Linked DNA regions of Homo sapiens: region 1 is linked to region 2. The links are chromatin loops, found by intact Hi-C in ENCODE. Cell type or tissue: CD4-positive, alpha-beta T cell. All regions are shown on one strand. Links, peaks and the distances in the headings refer to the core of each region. The heading gives the core; the rest is flanking DNA. Region 1 overlaps DARS1 (aspartyl-tRNA synthetase 1). Region 2 has its middle 65 kb from the start of DARS1.

What was found. A loop is a pair of places that touch in the nucleus more often than their neighbours do. Peaks named below come from ENCODE experiments on the same cell type or tissue, not always from the same donor. Only the 100,000 strongest peaks of a DNase experiment are listed, where the experiment ranks them.
Region 1: a loop joins it to region 2, with 3 times the contacts of the local background. A loop is called at or near these places in 3 of 110 quality-filtered maps.

Annotation. Positions count from the first base shown.
Region 1 is chr2:135,957,019-135,965,018 of GRCh38, reverse strand. It overlaps DARS1 (aspartyl-tRNA synthetase 1), which reads left to right. Exons shown (of 16, transcript NM_001349.4): 4 at 3,521-3,623. Among named protein-coding and RNA genes, the nearest start is that of DARS1-AS1, 24 kb to the left of the region's middle. RefSeq lists an enhancer at 3,557-4,058 and a silencer at 4,094-4,294. In CD4-positive, alpha-beta T cell, for the core only: no CTCF peak of the experiment used is centred there; DNase peaks (open chromatin) are centred at 3,938 and 4,238; H3K4me3 peaks cover 532 bases; H3K27ac peaks cover 3,577 bases.
Region 2 is chr2:136,042,716-136,059,399 of GRCh38, reverse strand. No RefSeq gene overlaps it. Among named protein-coding and RNA genes, the nearest start is that of DARS1, 65 kb to the right of the region's middle. RefSeq lists enhancers at 8,156-8,275, 8,296-8,345. In CD4-positive, alpha-beta T cell, for the core only: no CTCF peak of the experiment used is centred there; DNase peaks (open chromatin) are centred at 6,809 and 7,549; H3K27ac peaks cover 2,995 bases.

The DNA of each region.
Region 1 (8,000 bases), core at 1-8,000, 90 kb after region 2:
AGGTTTTTGTAAAACAATATGCTCATAGACTGTTCTCACTACTTCATTCCCTTCCTCCCCCATCTGTTGCCTTTTTTTAATAAGAAAAATTTTTTAGAATTAAATCTAATAAGCACAGTAAACATTTAAAGGGTATAGTGAACATTCTTCACTTCTTTTTTTTTTTTTTTTTTTTTTTGAGGTGGAGTCTTGCTCTGTTACCCAGGCTGGAGTGCAGTGACACGATCTCAGCTCATTGCAACCTCCGCCTGCTGGGTTCAAGCAATTCTCCTGCCTCAACCTCCCAAGTAGTTGGTATTACAGGCACCTGCCACCACGCCCGGCTAATATTTGCATTTTTAGTAGAGATGGGGTTTCACCACGTTGGCCAACCTAGTCTCGAACTCCTGACCTCAAGTGATCCGCCCACCTCGGCCTCCCAGAGTGCTGGGATTACAGGCGTGAGCCAACATGACTGGCCTTCACTTCACTTATAACCGTTGATTTTCTTTCTTTTCTCTAGCAGGCATGCAAATCTTAGGAGGTACATTTGCTCCTATGTTTAGCTGTCTAAAACTTCCCGGGTTCTACTTACTGCTTGTGTTTAATTTTGAACTTGGCCAAAATTTCCTTTCAGCCCTTACCTTTCTTCTGTACCTACCTGTGAGTGTATAGTTCTCTTAAAAAATTTTTATTCTGATTAGAAAAGTAGTGCATATTTATTGTAGAAAGTTCAGAAAATACAGAAAAATACAGGGACAGAACAATTTCCTATAATTTCACCATTCATTGGTAGCCACATTTTGGTGGTTTTTTTCCCCATATGATCAATCTTAATATACTTCTTACACAAACAAAATTGGGATTACACGTTACATATGGTTTTATCACTTTTTCCTCATGTAAGAGTCTATCATGATTTTCTAACAAATACTTACGTTCGTGTTCCCAGCGCCCTGCATACTTTTTGTATATAGTCATCCAGCTGTGAAAAAGGAATGATAATTAATCATCAAATAAGTAGTCAGTGGTAGTGGTGTTACTAATAATAGTCATTAAGGCCAGGCGCAGTGGCTCACGCCTGTAATCCCGGCACTTTGGGAGGCCAAGGCGGGTGGATCACCTGGGGTCACGAGTTCGAGACCAGCCTGACCAATATGGTGAAGCCCCCGTCTCTACTACAAATACAAAAATTAGCCAGGTGTGGTGGTAGGCACTTGTAGTCCCAGCTACTCAGGAGGCTGAGACAGGAGAATTGCTTGAACCCAGAAGGTGGAGGTTGCAGTGAGCCGAGATTATGCCATTGCATTCCAGCCTGGGCAACAGAGCGAGATGCCATCTCAAAAAAAAAAAAAGAAGTCATTAATAGGCCAGGCGCGATGGCTCACACCTGTAATCCCAGCACTTTGGGAGGCTGAGGTGGGTGGATCACCTGAGGTCAGGAGTTCGAGACCAGCCTGGCCAACATGGTGAAACCCCATCTCTGCTAAAAATACAAAAATTAGCTAGGCCTGGTGGCACGTGCCTGTAATCCCAGCTACACAAGAGGCTGAGGCAGGAGAATCGCTTGAACCCGGGGGGCGGAGGTTGCAGTGAGCTGAGGTAGCGCCATTGGACTCCAGCCTGGGCAACAAGAGCAAAACTCCATCTCAAAAAAAAAAAAAAGTCATTAATAGTTAACATTAATTGGGCTCCGTCTCAACTTTAAACATATTATAAAATCCTTATGATTATGAAAGAAAACCTCATGACTCTTACCGTCTCCATTTTCCAGATGAAGAACTGAGATATAAAGTGGTTTAATAATTTTCCCACAGGCCCCTTCATAGGAAGTGATAGGATATGATACCAGGCCTTTTGATTTCAAAGCTTTTACTTTTTTTTCTACCAGACACACTAATTGTTACCCCCTAGTGCCGACCCATAGACTTATCCTGTGCTCACCCTTTGTAAGTCCTTTAGAGTTCTCCATTCTTTCTCCAGGGTCTTTGTGTAGCACTGAAATTATCACTGGACAGCTTTGTGAGGCAGCTAGGTTGGTGCTGCTTCTGTCTGGACTATTAGAGTAGCTAATACACTCTGACTACATTATGGCTTAGCCTAGCACTGTCGTGTGCACATTACCTTCCATTTCACAGTAACATACTTTTCTAAGTGGGGTAACGTGGCTGTGGTTTCAGTAGTAGTTCCTAGGAAAATGTTATTTTTATTCATCTGCAAGTTTCTCTGTGGTAATAACCTTTGTCCTTCCAATATTTTAAAACTCCTTTGAATTTGTTTCCTGTATTAATACAACTTCGTTTTTTAGGATTTTACTTTGTGACTGGATCATCCTCCAAAGCAAAAGGGAAAATTAAGAGTGTTTTTTAGTGGTTAAAAACCTGCCAATCATATATGACTCTAAAGTCAATAGATTATGTCTGTGTTGACACTTTGTTTGCAACCTGTCTTTTTTAACTTGTGATTGCTATCTGATTTGCATTTCAAAATACTGTATGTTGAAAGTAGTAACTGTAAGTCTGCTTGCATTTTTGCTTTCCTTTTTCTTTCTTCTTTTGGTTAAGGCCCATTCTAAATGTAAAATATAATGCTCAGTTTAAAAAACAAAATCTTGTGATGTTTTACAAAACAATCTGATGTGTAAAGTGGTCTTGGAGAGATTAACCCATTTTTTATGAAGAAGTAATTTCCCAGAATTTGATCAGAGACTTAAGAAGGATCTGCTTTGGAGGAAAAAGGGATGTCACAAGGATACATAATAACGAAATATATTATGAATAATGTTTTTCAGAAGGTTAAGAATAAGGAGTAACAGTTCTTTATCAAAGAAGAAGGAATAAAGAGGCCCAGGATATGTAAAAATAAAACTGGTTATAGGGCTTGAAGAAAATGATCTTTAATAGACAATATAAGTTATTTGGAGTAAAAAAAAATGCGAGACTCATAAAATATGAAGGACTAGGAAGGTGATAAAGGAAAAATGAAGAACGTAGAACATGAAAGGCACTAGCCTGTCAATTTAAATGCTCTTTAAAATGTACTTTGGTAGGAAGAAACTCTGTAGATGGACCACCCCATAGTGTTTGTGTCCTTGTTTTTAAGCACTGTGTTAGCACTTTTGTGGTTGCAGTATTGAAACTTCCATAGTAGTACAGTGCCTTTGCATGTGGAATATACTAACTATTGAATGAATGTTGAAAGTGATCTCAAGTTACTTGAAATTTGTTTAATAAATCAATGCAATGACAAAATAATTTTCTTGATTTAGAAGTTTTTTTGAAATTGGTGATTTGCCTGTGTTCTTATAACAAGTTGAAAGCATTTCTTGTTACTCATCATAGGAACTTGAGTTTCTTTAAGGGTTGTCAGTTGAGTGTGAGTATTTTGTCTGTGGAAGCCAAATGGATAGTATACACATGCATGCGTGCCTGATGAGTATAGTAAATTTTGGCCCACTTTTAAAGTAGAGAGCATTTTCCTTCTTTGTAAAACCTGAAGTTGCGTGTCCTTAATACATTTGTGTTCTTTCTGTCTTTTTCAGGGAAACAGTGCTTCTTAGTCCTACGTCAGCAGCAGTTTAATGTCCAGGCTCTTGTGGCGGTGGGAGACCATGCAAGCAAGCAGATGGTTAAATTTGCTGCCAAGTAAGTAAGCAATTATATCCTGTTGTCAGAATAAACAATGGTGGGAACCAAGACTCCCAGGGGTTTGGACCATTTTCATACATTAACATCAATGCTTCGTTTGTTTAAAAATGTAGTTATTTAAATTGTCAGTTCAGTGTTGCTGAATACATTAAACTTACAAAAGAGAAAATATGGAGCACAGGCTTGAAATTCATTTGGAACTGCTGAAGCAGCACTCTCTACAGACAAGTCACATTTACTTTCAAGTAGAGTAACAAAAAGCCTGGCAGCCTCAACATAGCAGAGCAACTTTATTTTGTTGTGTTTGTTGAGCTTCATTTCCTCCCTCCTTCCCTCCCTCCCCCAGTTTGAGATTTGCATGTTGAGCAACAAGTTTTCTAACCAAAAAATAAAAGTATATAAAATAAAAGAATGTAGTTTGGCAAATGATTGCCTCCAGAAGGAAGTAAAACAAATGTTTTACAACTTTTAGCTTTGACACCAAAAGGGTTTAGGAGAAAAAAGGTAAAACTTGCTTTTTCCTCCTGTAAAAGTCTGGGCTGTCTGGCTCAGAGTTCCCGTAGAAGCAGCACATTGTTTTGTTCAGCTTGCAGGAGGCAGATATAGAGATAGAAGTGTGGTTGTGTGTGCAGTGGCTCTAAGGTGATGAGAGCTGTTTTACTTGGTAGTGGTGATGTGGCTAATTTTGTTTCATGTTTTTTTTCAATTTCATCAGAATTTTATTTCCATGATAATGATCTCAGAAAACATGAGAAAATGGATGGTCTTTGTGTTTTAAGTAATAAAGTAATTTCATAGTGTGTAAGTGTTTTTTAAAAGAAAGAATTCAATCAGAGTAAATGATATATTTTTTCTATTGATTTTTTTAAATGTTTGCTTTTTAGATGCATGCTTTCTAAGAATGAGTTAATACAGATGGAATTATGAATTTTAGAATTGGAAAGAAACTTAAAAATTATCTAATTCAATATCGTAATTTAGCTTTCAGCCCTCCCTGACCCTCTAGCACAATGTTATACATATAAAGGATGCTCAGCAGCTGGTTTTGGTTTAGATATTTATCAAATTACGTCATAGTAATACCTGCACTCGGATTTAAGAACTTAAGTGCCATGAATTGTATCGATTCATTGATGAGATCAGTAGTATTTTAATACTACTAATACAGTAGCCCCACCTCTCCCTATCTCCCAGTGCTGCCCAGAGATGACCACTTTTCTTCTACGTGTGTCTTCTGGTAATTAGGTTTGCTTGTTTCGTCTCCTGGTTAGAGTGTGTGCTTGTGGGGTGCATTTGTCTTCCAACCTTTTAAGGTTAGTGTGTATCCTATGAAGTCAAACATAAATGAGCTTGGTCCCTAGAAATTTTATCTGCACAGAGAACCTTCTATAAAAGAAAAAAAGATGGTCCTGGAAACCGCAGACATAGATGCTAAATTCTATTAAATATACTGAAAAATACTGGAAAAAAGTCAACCTCAAATCAACAAACAACTTTTGTATAATAATTTGGTTTTGAAAACTAATACATGAAGCCGACAGTTACATAGAGAATATATTTTTCCATTAAACTGCATTATAACCTCGGCGTTACATTCCTAAAGCTTCCAGTGGAAAAGCCTTTTGAAAATCCCAGTTACCCATAATATTCAGTGAGAGGCATTCTACTGACAAGTGGACGGTTAATCCATGTGATGTGTTTAGAAGCAGACACGTTAAAGTACTCCGCAAATAAGTTATTCCTATTATTTTGGATCTTCTCAGAAACTCCTGGGACTTGACTAAATAACAGCGATTGACTATATCAGATGTCAACCATAGCTTAATAGCTAAAAGAGCTACTTTCAAATGGTCTCCCAAACAGAACTTAGTTCACTAATGCCCTCATAAAATTAAAGAACATCTTTTTATCATTATTTTATTAAAGGCTTTCATCCAAATGGGATGATATACGGGCGATCTTTTTTTTTTTTTTTTTTTTTTTTTTTTTTTTTTTTTTTTTGAGACGGAGTTTCACTCTTGTTGCCCAGGCTGGAGTGCAATGGCGTGGTCTCCGCTCATCGCAACCTCCTACCCGGTTCAAGCAATTCTCCTGCCTCAGCCTCCCCAGTAGCTGGGATTACAGGCATATGCCACCACCATGCCCAGCTACTTTTGTATTTTTAGTAGAGACGAGGTTTCTCCATGTTGGTCAGGCTGGTCTTGAACTCCCAACCTCAGGTGATCCGCCCGCCTCAGCTGTTCAAAGTGCTGGGATTACAGGCATGAGCCACCGCAGCCGGCCATGGGTGATCTTTCTTTTAGACAAGGGAAGAATATAGGTAATTTAGCCTAGATTTTTTAATTCCTGAAGTGGAACTCCATAAGGATCTAGATGCAGTTCAGGCTTAACTAAATTGTGACTTGATTTTTTTTTTTTTAAGCAAAGGACATGCAGCTATTTTTAGTCCCTTTAAAAAATGGACTTTATATAAAGTAGCAATGTGTAGGAAAAGGTTGAGCTGTTCCAAATTATAAACCTTGTCACTGGTTATATGTAAGTGAATGGAGCCAATTTTATACAATAGGTTCAACATGTGGTACATAGATAACTATTATTAAACTTTTGGCACTAGCATGTTAAGGAATCGAGCCTGAATAATTACCAGTAGGTGGGTTAATGGCTTTTGCTATCTTGCGAAAAAGGAAAATTCTTATGGCTAAGACTCGTTGGCAAAAAATGATGAGTTTTTAGGTTTTGTAGTTGGTTAAGATAATTTTCTTAGGAACATGATTTTATGTTCCAGATGGGTCAGTCAGTTTGTCCTTTCTGTGTGATGTAACCTATACTTCTAAGATAGTTCAGAAATCCTGATCCTTCTTGGTAGGAGAAGTCTACTTTTAGACTTCGGCAAGAACTTTTTAGAACTTTTTTAGGGAAAAGATATATGGGGTTTTTCTTTGTCTTTTAAAATCCTTTTCCTAAAAATTGTTAACTGTGTTTTAGCGCATAAAATGGGTATGCGCTAAAATTGTGAAAGCAAAAATTAAGGTAGCTTTCATACATTTATCTTTGAGGTCACTTGTTTAGGCAGCAGATCACTAGTAGTATAACAGTTGGATGCAAGGAAAAATGTTTCTATTTCTAGTTCCAGTTAAGTTCAGATACTTGATAATTCATTTGATACAAATTTTAACTAACAATGCCACATTAACTTTCACATAAGTAAGACAGTTTTATAAAATGATTGACTGATACTTTATTTAAATTGTCATTCTTAGATTACTCTTTGCAGAATTTTGGTTAATTGTGAAGCTGAAATATCCTGACTCTACCTCAAAGTTAATGTTTTAGGTAACTGAACAGGTATTCTTCCCATTACTAGTATTGAAGTCAGAATACAGAAACAAATTAATTATGGAACTGGCTCTAAGGCTACAAGCTTTATAGAGTAAACCAAATGTCAGCAATTTAGTTTTAGTGAAATTAAAAATTAATATTACTTATTAATTTGAATTTTGTTTTTATTTAAAAATTTATTTCTATTTTAAAGTTAAGGGCTATAAGCATAAGCATTTACAGTAGTTTGGTATTTGTAGGTCTTTAAGTAACATGACAGAACTTATTTAAGTGATTAATGGGGTTTGCTGACATTTTTTATTCCACTAAAGAGAACCTATAGAGTAGTTTTAGAACTGCTGGTCTGTGCCTTGTTGAGTAGTGCATACTTCTCACCACGCTTATTTTGGATCAGCTGGGCATGGTGGCTCATGCCTGTAATCCCAGCAATTTGGGAGGCCAAAATGGGCCGTTCACTTGAACCCAGAAGTTTGAGACCAGCCTGGCCAACATGGCGAAACCCCATCTCTACCAAAAAAATTTTTTTTAAATTAGTCGGCCGAGCGTGGTGGCTCATACCTGTAATCCCAGTACTTTGGGAGGCCGAGGCGGGCAGATCACGAGGTCAGGAGATCAAGACCATCCTGGCTAACACCCGTCTCTACTAAAAATACAAAAAATTAGCCAGGCATGGTGGCGGGCACATGTAGTCCCAGCTACTCGGGAGGCTGAGGCAGGAGAATCGGTTGAACCCAGGAGGCGAAGGTTGCAGTGAGCCAAGATTGTGCCACTGCACTCCAGCCTGGGCGACAGAGCGAGACTCCGTCTCAAAAAAAAAAAAAATTAGTAGGATATGGCTGCATGCACCTGTAGTCGCATCTACTCTGGAGGCTGAGGTGGGAGAATCACCTGAGCCCAGGAGATCCAGGCTGCAGTGAGCTGTGATTGTGCCACCGCAGTCCAGCTTGGGCAACAGAGCAAGACTCTGGCTTAAAAAATAAGTTATCACAGGCCGGGCGCGGTTGGTCACACCTGTAATCCCAGCACTATGGAAGG
Region 2 (16,684 bases), core at 3,884-11,883:
TGACATCTGTTAATGGTTGCAGCTGGTTACAAGTTTTTAGTAAAGAACAACCAAGACTTTTGCCTCTGGCAACCCAGAGAGGGACTTTCTCACTAGACAAGCCTTATGTAAGAATGAGAGGAAGGTGCACTTTTCTTAGAGAAGGAGAGAGCTGTGCTGGTTGAAGGGGAAGTGGACACCATCAGCCTTGAAGCTCAGGGCTTGGCCAGGAATGCTGCTGCTTAGGCAGAACTGGGAACAGGTGGGGTCTTTGGATGAGCTGGGAGTCCAGCCAGCCAGTGGAAGCTCTGCAGGAGGCTCCACCTAGTCTGACAGTAGAACAAGGACAGGACTTCATGGAGAAATCATTACTCAGCTAGAGAGAAGGGCTAACTGCTCCAGAGCATTTGCCATCCATATACTCACTTAGCAACTCAGCTTTGTTTCCTTATTTAACATCTATTTATAGTCAACATCTCCCCAACTAGATGGTCATATTCTTAAGGGAAAGTGTTTTATGTTAAACCTTTAATCTCTATGGCAAGCTATAAGTACCATTACTGGCTCTATTTTGCATAGAAAGAAACTGAGGAAGAGAGAGAGATGGGTAAGCAACTGATCAGGATCAGCCAAGGCACGGCCTCTCATATTTTTATTGAATAAAAGTAAATCAATAAGTAACAATTTGTACATTTCCAAAAATGTCCTTTTCAACTTTTTCTCAAGCAAGTTTAAGATGTCATTTGGAATTCATGATTAAAGAATTGGAAGCCAGCTATTTTAAGGGAGCAACTCAAATTGAGTGCATTGAGATGGCAAAACAGCCAAAGGGTGATCCTGAATTAGTTTATATGACTGTAAAATGCAAAACAGTAAAGCCTGTTATCTAAAGGAAAAGATAAAAGGCAAAGGCAGAGTCAAAGATAGCAGATTTCAGCAGTCATAGATTTCTCTCTCTGGAAAGCACAGCTGTTTTTTGTATCTGCCAACCTAATGGAACTCCTCAAATGACTTTTGTTGAAAGCCCACAGGTCCTGGCAGGGCATACAAGAACTTGAGAACACATGGATTCTTTCTTTCAGGACCTTACATTTTAAAAAGGATTCACCATGAGAACTCAATGGAAAACTGATCTGGTGAAGGGGGAAAGACAAGCTTTAAAGCATGCTTCCACAGGTCCTAACATTTCAGCCAGGGAGCACAGCCCCTAGTCAGTCTGTGCAACAGGGGAAACAGGGACATAAATAAGTCTATATATACTAAAATGCTACTATCAATTTTAGTATTTATGGGTGGCATCAGCACTGACAATGGTCATTGCTATAGTTTGAACATTTGTCCCCTCCAAAACTCATGTTAAAATTTAATTGCAATTGTAACAGTATTAAGAGGTGGGTGCTTTAAGAGGGGATTAGGCCATGAGGGCTCTGCCCTCCTGAATGAATTAGTGCCATTGTCATGGGAGTAGGTTCCTTATAAAAGGAGAAGTTCAGCTCTATTTTGCACATCTTCCTCTTTCTTTCTCTCTCTATCCTTCCCTCCCTCACTGCCTCCCTCTCTTTGCCCTTTCACCATGGATAATGCAGCAAGAAGGCCCTTACCGGATGCCAGCCCCTCAATAATGGAATTTTCAGCCCCTAGAACCAAAAGCCAATAAATATCTATTCATTATGAATCACCCAATCTGTGGTATTTCTTTTGTAGCTGTACAAAACAGACTAAATCAGTCATCTAATTAGTCGATAAGCATTTGGTAGGACCCACTGGACTCATTGCTAGTTACAGATTTGCCAGCACGGTAGAGCTATTCCTACAGTCTTGCAACTCAGGGGACCTTATTCCTCTACAGAAACCAAGTTCTAGTTGCATGTTGACCCAAGTCAGCATCAGGTAGATGGCCAGCTGGGCTAACAAGTCATCTGACAAGCTCTTATACAATCAACACATTGCCTCCTACTTGCCTTCCCATCTCCGAGGCAACAGGGGTAGACCTGAAACTGGCTGCCAAGTGCCCCCACTGTCAGCCTCTGCCCTTTTGTGACATTTTCCTCATCTCCACCTTTGTCTCACTCCCTCAATGCTTCTACCCACACTTATCCACTGCTGTCCCTAGTGTTGACACTCATACTGATCAAGGCCACCCTTGAAATTTCATTTTTACTAGATTTTGTGTCTGCTGTGACACTGGGGCGCAGATATATCACCCTCAGAAGACCTGTGAATAGTCGCTACAAAGTGTGCTGGCTGAGATGAAAGGAAAAATGGAGTTAGCATTTACCGAAACTGGTCAGGCTGAAGTGGAAATCCCCAAAGAGACAGATGCAAAACATTCTACTGTTTCTAGAAGGGATGAAGAGATCTGTGGAACCAAAGTGGGGGTAGGGAGCAGGAATATAGTGTAAAGTTAGCTATATGGTGAGAGGAAAATGAGCTGAAGGCTACATTTCTTTAGATGAAAAATAAAATTTTTCAAACATGCAGAATAGCAAAGGAAATAATCTAATAGTGCCCAGATTAAATAAATGTTAGTATTATGCCTTTTTGCTCTCTTTTATTTTAAAAAATAAGATGTTACAGATCTAATTGAAGCTCCCTTGTAATCCTTCTGATTTCATTCCCCCCACCACCCCCTGCCAAGTGCAGATCACTTTCAAATAGAATGAGAGCTACTGAGTCATCATATTGGGATTATTTTTTATAGACTTTCATTGGTTTTTGCTTCACATCAAATATTAAAAAGCTTTGTTAAACAACTACCAATTGGTTAAAAAAAAACGGTTTAAAATAAAGCAAATTCTATTTCTTATATACCACACCGTGCTCAAATGAACCAAACCTGGTTTATGTAACACTTCTTAGAAAAGGTGACTCATTTTACAACCGAAAAGAAATGGAGCTTTAGCATGTCTTCTCCTACATATCACCCGTTATGCCTCGGAAAAGAATCTGCCCCTCTGGGACCCATTTCTGAAATTTACCACTTACAACACACACTTCACATGTGGTCTGTGTCACTTCTGTAGCTAACTAGCATCTTGTCCTAAGAACATTTCTCAGTGTATAAGTCAGCAGGGGTTGGTCTAAGCACTTTGTGTATATTAACTCATTTAATCTTTACAACAACCTAGTGAGGTGGATACAGTTACTATACCCATTTTATAGATGAGAAAACTCATCTGCAGAACTTACTGGTCATTGTATTTTTGTGAAGGAATCATGTGGCTGCCAAGAGTTCTTGTGTGCAGAGTAAACTGTAGCCCTTCCTATTTTATGTTATTGCACTATGTTAATTACTGGGTCTTTAAATAGCCTGAGACTTCTAACCATCCAGGCATTGTGTTAATGCTTGGCTGTATTGTAGCTACTTCCTTGACTTTCTTCAAATACAGAGTTTTCATTTCTTCATAGAGAACACACTAGAAAATTAATGTTTCATAAGGTCTAGATCGCCCATTTTTCACAAAGAAGTATGTTAGTTACTCACCTTTTTGAGCCGAAGGAGGGGCTGGGGCTCTAGAGAAGGTATTTACCCACTGGCACTCAGCAGCAGCAGGACACAAGTCATATGGATGCAGCGGGAGAGGAAGGAAGGATGGTGTCCCTTCAGCCATGGCGCCTCTCTGTCCTCTCCCTTTCATTCTACCTCTGGCCATCCTTCCCTCCCCAACTGGCCTGGCCAACCCATAATCATTCTTCATGGCTCAGATTAACCCCACATCTCCAGGGAAGCCCTCCTGGGCAATTATAGCCCACATTGGTTCTTCATCACATTGGCCTTAATGCTGTGTAATTATTTCATTTCCTTCCTTCTTCTTCTATTTTTTTTTTTTCTTTTTTTTTTTTTTTTGAGATGGGGTTGTACTCTGTCACTCAGGCTGGAATGCAGTGGTACAATCATGGCTTACTGCAGCCTTGACCTCCTAGGCTTAAGCAATCCTCTTGCCTCAGCCTCCCAAGTAGCTGGGACTACTATGTGTGCCACCATACCCAGCTAATTTTTAAATATTTTTTATAGAGACTCTGTGATCTTCCTATGTTGCCTCAGCTGGTCTCGAACTCCTGGACTCAAGTGATCTTCCCACTTCAGCCTCCCAAAGTGTTGAGATTATAGGCATGAACCACTGTGCCTGGCCTTTCTTTCTTCTTTTCTTCTTTTCTCCCTTTCTTCCTTTCTTCTTTCCTTCTCTCCTTTCTTTCTTTCCTTCTATTTTTCTCTTCCTTTCTTTCCTTTTTTCTTTTTCTTTTTTTCCTTTCTTTCAGTGACTGGCCAATGAACGCCTAAAGGTTAGAGATAATATCTTATACTTATGTATACCTAGTAACCACCACCACAAAAATCACTGGGGTGCTGGTTATTTCCTGTTTTAAGGCTATGGAGGGGAGCATGTGGAGGGGACTGGATGTAGAAAGAGAGGTTATCATCATGGTGCCCTACCCAACCCACCCAGAAGAGGAAGACGGTGTTGCTTTGGAACTGTATGGCTACTCAGCCTTCTTCCAGCCACAGGCGGGGCAATACTCCTTCCTTCCACTCCAAGCAAGAAATAATATGGACATGTAAGGGATCTTCAAATGCCTTCTTGTGCTGGTTTACAGGTGGCTCAGCAGGACCTGCCATTAGATTCCTACCTGATAATAGGAATTAAGCATAAGACAAAGGTAGCAGAGTGAGGGGGTTAATAACATGGACTCTGGAGCCAAATTTACTGAGATCAAATCCCAGCTCTACCACTTACTAGCTGGGTGACCTTGAGCAAGCTGCATAACCTCTCTTTGTCTCTGTTTCTTAATCTGGAAGCCCAGGGTAACCATGAAAGCACCTATCCCATAAAGTTGTCATCAACTTTAAATGTGTTCGTAGTCACAAAGCACTTAGAGCAGTATCTCATACAAAGGGGGACTTTACAAGTGTTTGCTATTATTATTCATGTCCCCCTTCTTCTAGTGTTTTCTTTTTTACTAAAATGGAGCTTTCATTCAGATGGCTTATCTTATAGCTTTGCACACCTAGGCCTCCTAGTGTACATGAATGATTTTTGCAAAAGCCATCAGCAGAAAAGCCTTTCAGCCTAGCATGGTGGAAGAGGTCTGGCAGACCTGAGTTCAAATGCCAGTGTTACTCCCCAGCGTTGCTGAGTCTCAGTAGTCTCAATTTCTTTATCTGTTAAATGAAGCTAATAATGCTTTCTTCATATTAACATTGAAACAGTTAGAAATAATGCTGGATATAATCACTTGTTGGCACACAGTAGGCACTCAATTAATGTAGCAACTTTCACCATCCCTGTCATCATCATGAGTTGAGTTTCTCTCAGGTGTCATAAAGTACTTAGCACACAGCTAGAACTTATTTACAAAAGATAGCTATTACTTACAAGCTTGAGGTTCATAAGGTCTTCTACAAAAGAATGCACAGCTTTCCCATAAAAGTTGACATGAACTTTGTAAACATATTATCATACAATTCTAATGCTTCTACCAATTAACAACAATATGCTGGCGAAATCTAAAATCAATTTTTGCATCATGTTTATATTTTAAACAAATCCTCAGGCTTCACTATAATCTACACACTGAAATATGCATTTAAAACCATTTTCAGGGGGCTGGGCACAGTGGCTCATGCCTATAATCCCAGCACTTTGGGAAGCCAAGGTGGGTGGATCACCTGAAGTCAGGAGTTTGAGACCAGCCTGGCAACATGGCCAAACTCTGTCTCTACTAACTGTACAAAAATTAGCCAGGCATGATGGTATGTGCCTGTAATCCCAGCTACTCAGGAGGCCAAGGCAGGAGAATTGCTTGAACCCGGGAGGCAGAGTTTGCAATGAGCTGAGATCTCGACACTGTACTCCAGCCTGGGCGACAGAGTGAGACTCCGTTTCAAAAAATAAAAATAAAAAATAAAACTATTTTCAACAAAGAAAGGCTTGGCCTCAGTAGTAACTAAAAATGGCTGCTCTATTATAGGCAGTCGCAGGCATCACTATTTTAAAAGAGAAACCAAGCACCAAAGGAATATAGCAAGAGGTTGTTCAAGAAGTACATTGCCTAAAGAAAACATTGTGATGAAAAAGCAATTACTCAAAATCTTTTTGAAGTTACAAGTTACAAGGGATTTGTTCCTTTGAAATCATTTTAAGAGTTTAAAAAACTTCTTAGAAAAAAAATAATGAATAGCTTTAGCCTTATTCAGTAGACTCTTAATAGAATCATTGCATGTTACAGCTGTAATGAATCATCCTAAAGATAATTTTAGGATAGTTGCCTCCCTTCACAGATTAGGAGCTCAAGCCCAGAGAGGTGATAAAAGTAGCACAGAATCAGTCTTTTATCACCTCTTCCACTGCCGCTCACCTCTCTGGACCTGAGGTCTCACATTGACTCTAAACTCAAAAGCTAGTGCATTTTTTCTCTGAGTTTAAATTTAAATAAATGTGTCAATTGATGTACATGCACCCAAAAGAAGATAATTTACACCTCTGTAAAGGAGGTGTGAGAGATTAGCAAGGTGTGAGATTAGCGAGAAAAACATAAAAGAGCAGGAAGGTCGAGAACTTTTTAACATAATTTTGTTTTATCAATGTCTTAGACTACTTCATCCATTGTGAAAATTTTTTATCTAAAAACTATTAAGTCAAAAACATATTTTTTGGTGAGGACTATAAAGCTTTGACTGCTCAAACATATGAACTCACCAAAAGGCACACCCTGAGTATTCGAGTCAGGTGGATTATAGGAAGAGCGCCAGAGCCATGAATTGTATTAGTCAACCTGATATCTATGGTCATAACGTATGTTTACGGAAAGCCCCTTTATTCACAGCTACTGAAATAGAGTAAAGCCTTCACAGATGATGGAGTACAAATTCTGTTCTCTGTTCTGGCCTTCTTGATGCTTTGAGCACTCAGCCTCCCAGAGGAAACCAGCCAGTACCAACGTGGACAGCTCAAAAACGGTTTCCAACAGGTGTTTCCACGGTTGCTTTTCACTTTTTGGAACTTTGTAAAGGGCTATCAGAACCAGGATTAGACACACAATGCAGAGGCAAAGCCAATTTTTTTTCTCCATTGTCCCGATATGACTTTTTTCCCTGGATCTTTCATCCTGTGTATGGGAAGGCACTCATCTGGACTATGTGAAAATTATTTGGGGAGGGGTGTTGCCAAGGCAGAAGTTCTTTCACAGGGTGGAGAGAGTAAGTTGCTAAAATTCTTATCTCATTCTCCCTCTCACGGAGCCTCCTAAGTCTTCTGGGAATAGAGAAGGAAAGTGGAGATCACCCCGTCAAGCCAAGCCCAGCTCCCTCTGTGTATTCCACTCATGATTAACTTCTAAGTACCTAAATGGGAGTTATTTTGAAGTCTTCATTCCTTACTTTTTTTTTCTCCTATTCTCAACTTCTTTGTTATTTCACTGCTCATTACCACCTCTACTAGAGAACACAGGAAAGGAAATGAAACTCACCTATAATGATATAATACCAGGAAAAAAAATTGGTTCAGTACATACTGTGAGAGTCTTAGAACAAAGTGACTTTAGAGAGTATCACTTTGTAGTGGTTACAATCACTTAAGATGTGACTTTGGCTGCAAGAAAGAGAAAACCTGACTCTGTTTAAGAGCTAGAGACATGGAATCACTTCATGTAATAAGAAGGGCATGGGTAAGCAATTCTGAGATTGGTGCAATGGCCCAGCAATGGTGCTCAAGGGCCCAGGCTCTTGCTGTCTCAAGGCTCCCCATCCTCAGAGAGTTGACTTTTCATCCTCACATGTGTTTACACAAGATAAAGTGGTCATCCCAGTTCCAAGCATCTTTCCCCCACAGTTGCTTTCAAGGCAGGAAGGTGAAGGCAGGGAACAGGCTGTTTTCCCATGTCTCTATCACTTTATTTAGGAAAATAACTCTTCCCAGAAACCCTCCAGCAAACAGCCCCTTAGGTCACATGAGCCACCTAATTGCAAGACAGGCTGAGAGAAGTCATATGTCATTTACCAGCCTCTATTCTATACTGAGAAGTAGACAGGAAAAGGGTGTTTGAAATGACTATAGAGTTAATCAACAGTACCTGCCACAGTGGAAAACTGTCTTATTTGACAACAAAGAAAATCGAGGCCAAGAGAATTTTTAAAACTCACATTTCACATGTGTTGGGCACCCACTGTTTGCTGGACCCAAAAGTTAGTTGGTGACAAAACCAAAGCTAAAAGCAGGGGGGGCCTGACCCCATCTCTATGCATGTGTGTTAGGCCACACTGCGGTCTGTCTAGGAGTAGAAGAGAGAAGGATGCACACTGATATTTGCATCAGACAGATGAAATGACTTTAAAAAGGAGAAGGAAGATGGTTTGATTCTTCTTGAGTAACAGAGACATAAACACTTTTCTATTAGATATAGCATTGATTAAAAAGATGCACCAGGGAGAACATTTTGAAACTTCTGGCTATAGTAAGATTTGGGAGAATTAGTTATAGATTTATTCTGTAGCAAGGTATCCATAAGGAACCAAGACTCTACCATCCAAAAGACTAAAAGATAAAAATATAAAAGCACCCCACTGTTTTGGAACCTTTCTATCATCCCTGATTTCATAATGAAGAACTGAAGCTAAACAAGGTTCAATGACTCACATTAAGCTCAAGGAGACTCGATGACATGGCACAGGTCAGTGATTAATGAAATTTTCATGTGATCTCAGGCAGTAGAGTTTAAGCCATACATTTAAGCAGAGTATATGTTACATGTTTCTGAAGCATGTCAGCTCTGTCTGATTCCCTAGACAACTCAGGCAAAGTCCAAGATACCAACCTGAATTACCCTTGGATTTCATTCCAAAGTTGAGACTGTGACCTAGATAACTGTAGCTATGGTCTATTCATTATTGTCCTACAAATAACGTTATATGGAAACTTCTAACAACTGTGGTAAATTGTTTAATTTGTAGCTTATATGTGGAAATGAGAGTTTCAAAATTATACTCTACTGTGAATATTAACAACCACAAATTACCAACACACCTTTGTCCTGAGCAAATGGTCACAATAAACCTATACATTGAGGGCATTGATGCAGGTCCTCCCTTAGATACCCCAAGGGAAGAGTGGTGATGGTGTCACCAGGCTGGGGCAGGGCAAATGAGTGGGTCTGCCCAGATCCCATGCAGCTCCCAATTGCCTTGTGTGACTACAAGGAACTTTATTTCCTATAGCATTGAGGAGTGGCCTTCTACTGTAGGGGAAGCTTGAGCAGGGCCTGGAGGGAGGGGAAGTTTCATTCTTCACCCAATTCCCTAAGACATTGTTCTGATCTAACAAAGCCCAGTCGTTTGGAGAAACACAGAGTCCTTTTGTCCTATGCAGGGGAATCCACATTCAATTTAGCACAGAGGCCCAGTTTTACTAATTATGTCACTATGCAATACTGTGCTATGAAGAAGACCCAGACAAATATGAATGTTTAGCCATGTTCTTGCCCTATTATATGCAAATGTTTTTTTATTTCTGAATTCCGATTATCTATATGACTGCTCTAGAGAGATACAGAATGCTAGAGACAGAAGGGGCTCTAGAAATGATCTACTTAGGCCCCATCCTTTGACAGAACAGAAAAAGACACTCTAACAGTGTTAAGAAAGCAGCCAAACCAGAACCATAATCCAGAGCTCCTAACTTACTTGATTATCTTTTGCAATGCAGAGATAAAGTGCTGCCTTCTGTGTGGATCTATCCATGACCACCTATAGTGGAAGGCGTGTCCCTTCCTGGAATGTACCTTTCTGTGAAGACACAGTTTTACAAATAACAATTGGTAAAACTGAAATCATGCTATACTTCAGGTACATTGTGGTCTTTTGTGGGCTTACAAGGAAACCTATTACTTACTATTTCTATGAAAAAAAAAATGTACTTAGGGTTCCAAACAACCAACTTGCACATGCAATTTCAGAATAAATGCATTTCATAAATAGCCTGAGACTATGACCCCATAGCATAGTTCTTGGAAATTCTTGCATTGTTTCCATGGTCACAGATACCCCGTGACTGTGAGATGGCTGCAATGGTTGATAGGAAATTCCTAGCATCTTCACTGGTGTCTCTCCTGCCTAGGCCCTTCCTTCCCAGTATCAGAATGGCTGCCCTCCCAGCAGCTGAAACAGGAAGTCCTTGCTGAAGATCATCTGTGGCACATCTCCATGTCTACTACAGAGATTCACCGAGGTAGACACTGCTGATGTAGTGGACACAGACATGTGCCACCCAGATTCTCTGTCAAGGAGGGGCTTGCTGCCCAGCTGCAAGGAGTGTGACCAACAGATGGCCTTCAGCTGTCAGTTTCTTCAATGTCAGCCTCAGCTAGAAAGAGCCACTTTGCCCAAGACTGTGCCTTCCTGGCATAGTCCACACCTAGTGATGGAGTGAGGCAGCAGGATAAAGGCCCAGACAGCTCCGTTCAATGTGGGAAACACAGTCGGACGATAGTCTCTCCAGAGCTCCCCAGGGGTTAGCTGAGATTTCCATGGTCCTGCATTGTGATTCAGCTTTTTCTTCTGCCCAATCCTGTTACCTCTCCCTTCTTTTGACAGGTTTTGGTTTGTTTATAATAGACTGCTTTTAAGAATACTTTCTGAGGCCGGGTGTGGTGGCTCACGCCTGTAACCCCAGCACTTTGGGAGGCCAAGGCGGGCAGATCATGGGGTTGGGAGTTCAAGACCGGCCTGGCCAACATGGTGAAACCTCATCTCTACTAAAAACACAAAAATTAGCCAGGCACGGTGGCACACGCCTGTACTCCCAGCTACTCGGGAGGCTGAGGCAGAAAAATCGCTTGAACCTGGGAGCTAGAGGTTGTGGTGAGCTGAGATTGCACCATTGCACTCCAGCCTGGGTGGCAGAGCAAGACTCCGTCTCAAAAAAAAAAAAAAAAAAAAGAATAGTTTCTGATATACAGAAAAACTGAGACTATAGCACAGAGTTTCCATATGCCCTCATTCAGTTTTCCCTATTAGTAACACCTCACATTAGTATAATACATTTGTTACAATTAATGAAGCAATACTGATACATTACTATTAACTAGAGTTGGTAGTTTATTTAGTTCTCCTTAGTGTTTACTGAATGTCCTTTGATGCTTCCAGGATCACATCCAGGATGCCACATTACATTTTGTTGTTATGTGTCTTTAAGCTTCTCTCCTTTTACAGGTTTCAAACCAAGTAAACACCTTGCATCCCAAATTCCATCTGTGAATCTGCTTCCAGAGAACCCAAGCCACATCAGCTGGTTCACTACCCAATAGCCATTCTCCCTTCTTGCTAACAGCATGCCAATTTCTGATGGGCAGCAATGAGCCCAGCCCCAGGACATGAATCACAATGGGTCTAATGCAATATGTCCATTGCAATCTTGTTTGCTAGTGACTGACCCAGGGTGACCACCCAGTCCTGATAGACACCAGGGGCTATCTGCCAGGGTCTTTCTAAGAAGATTTTCCTCCTTGATTTTTTTAAGAAAATTATCATAAGGATTCAAGGAGAAAGTTTGTTTGTCCCACCTCTTTCTCCATCTGCTTTAGTCACTGCCATGTGACACCTAAAACTACACAACATCAGGCATTAAAGCAAAGCAGAATGGGCCAAGGCTCCTGGGTATCTCATGACATCATTGAGCTGCAGAACCAACACTGTAACTGGAATTCTTAAGTAAATAATAAATGCCCCTGTGTTTAAGACACTGCCAGTTAAATTTTCTGTTACTTGCAGCTGAAAGCATTTCTAATATGCACTCACAGACTAGCATAAGGAAAGGATTTACTGTAAGGATTCACATGGCTAGAAGGAAGTTAGAATCTCATAAAATTTTAAGAACAGGGTCAGACTGCACAGAAGGTAGTTCTGAACAGTAGTTCTAAATCCAGGGAAGCTGTAAAGACCCTCATTAACAGTTTTAAAGATCCTTACTCCAGTGCTCAACTTTTTACAATCTTTTATCTGCCTCATAGTCTCTGCTTCCTCATCAATGTGACTCCCTTAAGATATCTCAAGTCTCTCTTAATCTACTGAACTTTTAGTTCCAGCTCCCACTAGAAATTCTCGATATGTCCCTGTTGAAATCCCTCAGGGGAAGACGGTAGCTGACCCAGCTCATCTTTTTCTGCTAGGCCATACCACAGGACACTGGCCAGCCTATAGCTTGTCTATTTTTGACACAAGTATCCTATCTTAGTCCAATCAGTTATGCTTGGAGGGACAAGGTCACAAGGATAAAACCTGGCCATACATACAGCTATGCTTGGAGGAACAAGGTCACAAGGATAAAACCTGCCCCTTCAACAAGACTATATATGGGACAGAGGCTTGGTCTGGCAGAGGGACACACAGACTCTAGCACAGCACAGTCAGGAGCAGAAAGGTGAAGCTATCAATGCCTTGCACTCTTATCCTCATTTCTGCCCCCCTCCTTCACCAAATTAGTCTGGTTCTAATACTTTTTGTCCATTTTGAGTTTTATTACTGGCAACATTTATGTCTCACACAAATAAAAGATGTTTCCAAATGCATCTTTGGTTACTACTAGTAGGAAAGAAAAAGAGAAAGACAGAAAGAGAGAGAGAGAGAAGAAAGAAAGAAAGAAAAAGAAAGAAAGAAAGAAAGAAAGAAAGAAAGAAAGAAAGAAAGAAAGAAAGAAAAAGAAAGAGAGAAACAGAGAGAGGGAGTGAGGGAGGAAGGAAGGAAGGAAATAAGGAAGGAAGGGAAAAGAGGAAGGAAGCAAGAAAAACAGAGCAAGAGAGTATTGTATTTCACTGGCACAAACAGGTGTTGATGGCAGAGACTTGGCACTTTAGCCAGAAAGGAAGACAGAATGCAAAGCCATGGAGGAGTGAGGTCCAAGTCAGCTCCCAACTCAGCCCAGAACCAATGGGAAACAGAGAAGGTTTCATGGAAGATGGAGGTTTTAATTGATGACATAAACTAGACTAATCCCACAGGCTCCTGCAGTACAATCCTGCTCCATGGAAAGCATTTTATGGACTTAGCCATACCCTGGGTCATACAAATCTTCCCACAGGAGTGTCATCTCCCTTCCCCTGACATCAGCACTATGATACATTTTTACTGCATATCTCATCAGAGAGGCTTAAATTAATACCATTTCCAAAACAGCATAAGCATCCAATTTATCCCTGAGAATATGACAAGCAATGGGAAAACCCAGCCCAACATATCTAAAAGCACAGTGAAACTATGAAAATGGGATTTTACTCCATGACTACCAGAAGTTTCTTGCAAGTATTTGCTGTGCAAAAACCTTGGCTTTCATTCATCTCTTGATTTTTTAAGCTGGTCTTTGAACACTACTCTCAGTAGGTAGTTGGCCCTTTTGATGTTTGGCATTTGCGTAAAAAAGATGAGTTATTTAATTTTCTGCAAAGGCAACCAAGCCTGTTCTGTATGTAAAGAGGCAAGCAGTTCAGGCATATGTGACCATGTGGGAGTGAAAGCTTTTCTTCTTTGAAGGTTCAAAGTTAACATGTCAATTGAATTTCAAGGAATTGTGCATTGGACCCTAAAATGTGGAAACTAAACAGTTAGGCAACTTGAAGTGTAGGGTTAAAGCAATTATCAGGAAAATTAAGAGGAACCGAAGGACTGCTCATAGTGGAAAACATTTTTTTCTTCTTTGTTTCCAATTATCTAACTTGGCTATCTTCTTACCAAATAGAATGTTGGCAATCCAGCAGAAAATCCAAAAGAAACTTAAATTGGCTACAACCCTAAAAGCAAGACAAATTAGAAGTGTGGCTTGATTATGCAGATGGGTTAGAATACAGGCTGGTGAGAAAGGTCGTTTAGCCTGAATGGTCCAGATTGATCACTTGTGTGAAGTTGAGTTAATGTGTGCTGATAGACATTTTCCATTTATGTATAGACAAGGCCTGAGAGGAAGTGAACAACACTCAACAAATTTGTTGAATGTCTGTATGTGGTAGGCTGTGTGCTAAAGGCTACAAATACAGAAATGAAAAAAAGACAAACATCTACCAAAACTACTCTGTAAAATGAACCTAAGAAGGATAGACTAAAAATAAATTAAATATTCAAAAAGATTATGAGTTTTGAGGATGATGAAGCATTTTGAGTTTCATGGACTTTCAACTCCCACCTCCCACCCCACGGACCAGCCTACTTGAAACCAATCCAATCGCCTTAAATGGAATTGAAGACCTTCTACAATTTGAGCTCAGAAAGTACTTTTGCACTCTATCCCCAACCAGACATCTCCAGCCCCACGCCATACCCTCTAGGGTCAGCTCAACTGTTTTCTAATGTACTGTCACTCTGTGGATTCAGTCAAGCCATTCTCTCCCCCCGAAATATCCTCCCCTCCTTCATTCCTCATAAACCCCATTCTTCCTCCCACCAGTCCTTCCTGCCCTGCCATATCTGACTGTTGAAGCCCACTTTTTTAAGCCTAATTAAATGCAAAAGCCTCCATGAAGAACATCAGTGATTCTTCTTAGTCTACAATTACCACGCACTCTCTGGGCTCCTATGACGTTTTGTTTATAGCTCCTGCTGGGAGCACATTATTTTTACCTGTCTTTGCAGTCATATACATATTTCTATCTCCTACTAGTTTGTTATTCTGAAGAGAGTCGTGGTCATATTCATTTCCTTAGTCATGCTAGATATGCACAGAGTAGATATTCAACACGTTCATTACTATATTGAACTGTTGAAGAAGGACAAAGCAAGATGCATGACTGTGTTCTCCTTCCAGAAGCAGAGCCAACAGTAAAGACTAAATAGCCTGCAAAAATTAGTTTGTGAGGTTTCTTTGTATCTTTCGTTATTTTCTATATCAACACGTTGCTTTGACCATGAGTTTCCCCTCCAGACTTCTGTAATTCTTGATATTTTTTGTTTTGAAAACTTATTTTTGTTCTGAGGCACTCTTCCTCTGTGTGTCTATCTGTGCTAGGGAGTTGGGCTACTTCAGGAAAGCATGGACCAATATATGGCTGACAGAACTTCCTTATCATCAGAACACGCCCACATCCAGACTTTTCAAGGAAATGTACGTTTTGCAGGAATGTTCACCACACTTTCAGCTAGAGGGTTCTCTTTTTCTCAACTTTTATTTTAGATCCAGGAGAAACATGTGCATGTCTGTTACAAAGGTATGTTGTGTGATGCTGAGGTTTGGGATACAAATGATCCCTTCACCCAGGTAGTGAGTATAGTACCCAATAGGTAGTGTTTCAGCCCTTGCCCCCTTCACTCCCTCCCTACTCTGTGGTAGTCCCCAGCATCTATTGTTCCCATCTTTGTGGTCATGAGTACGCAGTGTTTAGCTTCCACTTACAAGTGAAAACATGCAGTATTTGTATTTCTTTCTCTTTTCTTTGTTTTTTTTTTTTTTTTTTTTTTGAGACAGAGTCTCTCTCTCACCCAGGTTGGAGTGCAGTGGCCCACTCTCGGCTCATTGCAAGCTCTGCCTCCAGGGTTCACGCCATTCTCCTGCCTCAGCCTCCTGAGTAGCTGGGACTACAGGCGCCCGCCACCATGCCTGGCTAATTTTTTGTATTTTTTAGTAGAGACAGGGTTTCACCGTGTTAGCCAGGATGGTCTTGATCTCCTGACCTCATGATCCGCCCGCCTCAGCCTCCCAGAGTGCTGGGATTACACTTTTTTTTTTTTTTGAGTTGGAGTCTCTCTCTGTTGCCCAGGCTGAAGTGCAGTGGCACAATCTTGGCTCACTGCAACCTCTGCCTCCCAGGTTCAAGTGACTCTCCTGCCTCAGCCTCCAGAGTAGCTGGGACTACAGGCATGTGCCACCACATCTGGCTAATTTTTGTATTTTTAGTAGAGACAGGGTCTTGAACTTCTGACCTCAAGTGATCTGCCTGTCTTGGCCTCCCAAAGTGCTGGGATTACAGGCGTGAGCCACTGCACCCAGCCAAGAATGGATTATTCTATGTCAACAATTAGAGAAATTCAGAATAGAGAGATCAAGAAAAGAGGTCAAGGCAACAAGGAAGGTATTTTTTACATGAACTAAGCTGCTTTTGACCTCATGGACTTCTGAGGTTTCAAGGAAAGGATGGTCATCATTACTAATGACAGTCCAGACAGAGTCATTCATTCAGTCATTCAATAAACATTTATTGAATGTCTAACACATAGCAGGACTGTTCACAGGACAAGGCAAGGCATGATCCCTGTCCTCAGTCTAGTGAGGTGACCAGATCTTAAACTACACAATCAATTGTGAAAAGTCTGACTATGGAAAAATATATGGTGCTGTGAGAATGAATGATGGGTGTGTGCAACCTAGGCTGGAGGTCAAGGAAAGCCTCTCTGTGGAAATGACATTGAAGTTGGGCCCCAAAGGACAAGAGGATGTTTCCCACGTTAGAAGGAAAAAGAGTGTGTTTCAGGCAGAGATAATGTGAACATGGACACAACTAGGCCTGGAAGTCACAACAGGAAGAAAGATGGGAGACAAGAAAGTTAGGATGTGAATTTATATGTACGGACCCAACCCTGACTGTCCCACTAGGCCTCCTTATTATGTGTTCTTGTAGCACCCGGTCTCTGTCTTCCAGAGTTCATAATTGTGTCTGTGTGTGTTTGCCCAAAGAGACTATCACTCAGTCTCTACCACCTAACTGTAAGACCCACGAGGGTGGAAACATTTTCCAT